Linked DNA regions of Mus musculus: region 1 is linked to region 2. A link is a loop called in an ENCODE intact Hi-C map of the cell type or tissue named here. Cell type or tissue: left cerebral cortex. All regions are shown on one strand.

What was found. A loop is a pair of places that touch in the nucleus more often than their neighbours do. Peaks named below come from ENCODE experiments on the same cell type or tissue, not always from the same donor. Only the 100,000 strongest peaks of a DNase experiment are listed, where the experiment ranks them.
Region 1: it touches region 2 in a loop (2.0-fold over the local background); 3 of 42 quality-filtered maps call a loop at or near these places.

The regions. Positions count from the first base shown.
Region 1 is chr19:3,959,667-3,962,166 of GRCm38, forward strand. The region is part of intron 1 of Aldh3b3 (aldehyde dehydrogenase 3 family, member B3); the gene reads left to right. Among named protein-coding and RNA genes, the nearest start is that of Aldh3b3, 2.1 kb to the left of the region's middle. In left cerebral cortex, a CTCF peak has its summit at 986 (motif pointing right); no DNase peak of the experiment used is centred here.
Region 2 is chr19:4,084,053-4,086,552 of GRCm38, forward strand. Cabp2 (calcium binding protein 2) reads left to right here. Exons shown (of 6, transcript NM_001160253.1): 2 at 826-856; 3 at 1,507-1,641; 4 at 2,166-2,275; 5 at 2,396-2,500. Among named protein-coding and RNA genes, the nearest start is that of Cabp2, 2.8 kb to the left of the region's middle. In left cerebral cortex, a CTCF peak has its summit at 1,151 (motif pointing left); no DNase peak of the experiment used is centred here.

The sequences.
Region 1 (2,500 bases), 120 kb before region 2:
ATCTTAGCACAGACTGCTAGCCTAGTGTGCAAGAAGCAGCTGCTGTGGGTTGCCCTGGTGCTGTTAGTATGTGGTGTTAGCTCTGCTTCCTCAAGAGGGGTTGCAGTAGATCACTCAGGTGATGTCACAGGGCCTTTTCCCCGTGCTGACTGGTCAAAAAAAGGCTACAGCCAATGACTGGGCAGTGGAAGGGAAAGGTGGGTCTGGAGGTCTCAGAGGGAGAGGAGAAAGCAGGAGGGAGGGAGAGGGAGAGAGAGAGGGAGAGAGAGGAGGTGAAAGGAAGATGGAGCAGATCCACCGGGCCTGGCAAAGCTGCAAATAGCTGGGGAATAGATGAGTATAGTGATAGATCAGCCCAATCTAGGCATATAGCTTATAAATATAATAACTGGGTTCTGTGGTTTCTTATATGGGCTTATTGGGGTAAAAAATTACCGTAGCACCTAGCACTGCATAAATGGATCATGCTGACACAAGTTAGCCATTCCAGAACTTGGGAGGAAATGGAGGCAGGAAGATTGGGTTCAAGGTTATCCCTGGATGCATATCAAGTTGGAGGCCAGCCCAAGCTATTCATATAAGATTATATGTCAAGGGGAGAGAGAGAGGAAAGAGAGAGGGAGAGAGAGAGAGAGAGAGCGCGCTGGGGTTGGGGCATGTTCCTGTGTTTCCAGAACTGTGACATTCTTTTCTTTTTTTTTTTAAACATTTATTTAGTGTGTGTGTGTGTGTGTGTGTGTGTGTGTGTGTGTGTAGCAGCAAGAATGCGCAAGTGCTGTGGAATGCCTGTAGAGGGTGGGGATCAGAGCCCAGCCTGTGTGGGTTGTTCTCTCCTTTGACTGCGATGTGGAGCTTCAAACTCAGGTCATCAGGTTTTGTGGTCACTTACTGAGACAGCTTACCGATGGGAAGTGTCTTTTTTTTTAAGATTCATTTATTTTATTTATATGAGTACACTGTAGCTGTCTTCAGATACACCAGAAGAGGGCACCAGATCCCACTGCAGATGGTTGTGAGCCACCATATAGTTGCTGGGAATTGAACTCAGGACCTCTGGAAGAGCAGTCAGTGCTCTTAACCGCTGAGCCGTCTCTCTAGCTTGAAGTGTTACATTCTTATTGTAGAAAATCTTGAAGCTTCTGAAAGGTGTTAATGATAAATGGTGTGATCCTAGCACATAGGAGCAGAGACAGGAGGATTGCTACAAGCTCAAGGTTACTAGAGAATACCAGGTAGCTAAGGCTGCATAGTGAGACCTATCTCTACACACACACACACACACACACACACACACACACGCACACGCACACGCGCACGCACACGCACACGCACACGAGCACATGTCCACACCCGTGCATGTAAGGCTGAAGAGATGACTCCGTGGGTAAAGACCTTGCCACACAAGTATGAAGGCCAAAGTTCAGATCTACACTCAAGAAAAAGCCGAGTAGGCAGTGGTGGCGCATGCCTTTAATCCCAGCACTCGGGAGGCAGAGGCAGGCAGATTTCTGAGTTCAAGGCCAGCCTGGTCTACAGAGTGAGTTCCAGGACACCCAGGGCTACACAGAGAAACCATGTCCAAAAAAACAAAACAACAACAACAACAACAACAAACCTCTAAGCCCCCACCCCCCAAAAAAAAAACCAAAAAAGGAGAAAAAAGCCCACACGTTAATCCACTGCTCAAACGTCAGACAAAGGGCGAGGACCGCTGAGACTGCCTAACGAACCCAGCCAAATCCGTGAGCTGTGGCAGTAGGAGACCCTCCCTCAGTAAACAGAGCAGACCATTGGAGAAAGCACTCAGCTTTACCCTGCAGCCCCCACACACGCACTTGTACATACACATGAGCTCACATACATTTGGACACATACACCATGGACTGCACATAGGCACATGACCATGATGTTAGTGAGAGAAGAGATCTGTTGGGTCCTTGAGGTCTATTGGCCAGCAGCCACTGTGAGTAGGACAAATCAGCTGGCCTCTTGGAGCCTTGGTGTCCTCATCCTTACAATGGGGTAACAGTAACTGCCGGGCACTGTTATCCCACGCAGGAAGGGTAAACGTCGCTCTTCCTCCCAGCCTTGTTCCCTGTTGCATGTGGTGTGCACAGAATCCACCCTGGCTCCCCGTGAAGCAGGTCCCATCAAGACAACTGTCCCTGCTACACCCCATTTCTCACACTCTGCACCCCGAAGCCTTTGCCCCGCTGCTCAACATCCACAGTGCAGTGTCCCTGTGTCTTCACTGCAGTTAGAGCCTGCATGACATGACAGCTCTCTGGCCTGCCTCCAGAGATGCCGATGCTGCTGATCCTGTATAATTACAGACTCGTGCTATGTAACTGACATGTCAGTCAGTGACAGTCAGCGTGCACAACAGTAACCCTACAGATTATAACAGAGCGGAGTGGAATAGGCTGCCCCACATTAAGGAGCCCCAGGGACCTTACTACATCCCAGCTTCAGTCCCAGGGAGGCAGTAGGAAGGATGGAC
Region 2 (2,500 bases):
GCATTGCTCCGGCTCATGGCTCACTTTGCCACAGGAACGCTGGCAGTGGCCTGGATCCCCCCTAGGGGGCTCCCGCCCCAGCCCTGGTCCCAGAACTGAGGAGCAGGAGGGGACACAGGGCTACTCAGTGCTCGGCAGCCTGGTGGGGCCAGCATGCATCTTCCTTCGACCCAGCATCGCGGCTACCCAGCTCGTATGTACAGTTACTCTTCTGCCTGCCGGCTGCTCAGGTCCCATAGCTTCATCACTCCCAAGTAGGTGTGAAGGCCAGAGAGGACGTCAGAGGAAAGACAGCGACCCTAGGGGTGGGGCAGAGCTTGGGGAACTCCCACACCAGGCATGGAGTTGGGTATGAACCCAAGAAACAGCCACCTGAGAGTTGGGGTGCAGTCCAGTGGCAGAATACTTGCTTATAGCAAGCCCAGGGTTACATCTCCAGCACAGCCGAAATAGAAAGTGCTTTCAAGGGGATGATGCTAGAGAGGTGGGAGAGTCCTCAGGAGAGGGTCGGGGCAATGCAGACCTGCAGTGACAGTGAGGCCAGCTGGCTTGAGTATGAGGTTCTGTCTGACCCTGGGGTATACCTCTGTCAAAAGGAGCTATGTACCTCAGAAGACTGTGGGAACAGGGGTCCTGGGGTCCCATGGCAGGTCACAGGGAAAGGGATCCCTAAGACACCCAGACAGATGACCAGGACCGGGCAGAATCAGGCACAGGCCTTGGGTATGTTGTGAGGTGGGCTGGATGAGAAACCTCAAGACACAGAAAGAGGGTGCCGAGGTGTGGGCAGGCCAAGGAACTCCTAACTATCTGTGTACTTTGCAGGATCGAGAGCTGAGACCAGAAGAGATCGAAGGTAATGGGTTCAGGGAGTGGGTAGTTGAGGTGGAGTGTGGGGTGGGGGTTACAAGAAGAGGTTTGGGGCTAGGGCCTCTGCAAGGTCCAGGAGGAGCGAGAAGGACATGGGGTCTGGGCAGGGAGGGCTGGCAAAACCTCCCTTCTTTGCCAACCCCTTGGTCTCAGTGACCACACTGGTCAAGGACTGCTTTTATATTTGTCCATCTGGCTGACACTTCCTGGCTGTCCACTGTGGGCCTGGCCCCTTGCTAACCCTGCTAACCAGGTAGATTAAGGGCCCCATCTTCTGGAGATAGCTACAGCTGCAGCTGCATAGAGCACTCTTAGGAAAACCAATGACTGGGCTGACTAGGAAGAAATGGGCAGGGAAGTCTTCCTGGTAGCTTTTCTGTCTCTTCTCCCCTCCCACCTTCTCTTCCTTCTCTTTTTAATCACCTAGAACAGAGATGGGCACATGACAGATGCTTCTTAAGCATTGGATGAGAGAACAAAATTTTAACACTACACATGCAAAGGCTCTTGGGTAACAACTAGGAACTGAGGTTTAACAACAAGAAGGGACTGGAGCAAAGGGAAAAGATGGACCGGCCCCAACCGGCAGCCAGGAAGGGGCGCTCAGAAAGGGACTAACCTCACTCTGTCCGGCAGAGCTGCAGATCGCCTTCCAGGAGTTTGACCGAGACCGGGACGGCTACATCGGCTACCGGGAGCTGGGTGCCTGCATGCGGACACTGGGCTACATGCCCACGGAGATGGAGCTCATTGAGATATCACAACAGATCAGTATGTGCTTCAGACCCAACAGAGCCTCATGCCCCAGCCCTGGCCCAGCCCTGAGGTAGACGTGTGCGCTGTTCCAAACGCCCAGGATATAAAGTTGTTATTAAAGGGAGAGCAGGGAGGATGGCTCCAGTAAAGAGACTGAAGCTCAGAGAGGTGAAGTATTGTCTAGAGTCACACAGCAGGGGCTCAGAGAAACCAAGAAACTGTGACTTAAGATCCTAGTAGAATGGTGACACATGCCTTTAGTCCTAGCACTTCGGAGGCAGGCAGATCTCTGAGTTCGAGGCCAGCCTGGTCTACAAAGCATGTTCCAGGACAGCCAGGGCTACGAAGAGAACCCCTGTGTTGAAAAACCACAAACAAACACAGCCTAGCTGAGGACAGTTCCCACCAGGAAGTGTCATGCCATCATTGGCATACAGGAAGGACAGTCCATCTAAAGCCATGAAGGAAGGAGCCAGGAGCCAAAGGGAACATAGGTCAGACGCTAGGCTAGGCTCTCTAATGGACGGACCTTCCCGCAGGTGGTGGGAAGGTGGATTTTGAAGATTTTGTGGAGCTGATGGGTCCCAAGCTGCTGGCAGAGACGGCAGACATGATTGGCGTGAGGGAGCTTCGAGACGCCTTCCGGGAGGTGCACCTTGGGTGGAAGGGGTGGAGAGGGTCGGTGAGATTGTGGGTCTGCAGGGAGTGAGAGGCTGAGTGGATTCAGGGCTCAGTCAGTGATCCCATGCCACCATCAATGCTACCACAGTTCGACACCAACGGTGATGGCTGCATCAGCGTAGGGGAGCTCCGGGCAGCCCTCAAAGCTCTGCTGGGGGAACGCCTCAGCCAACGGGAAGTAGATGAGATACTC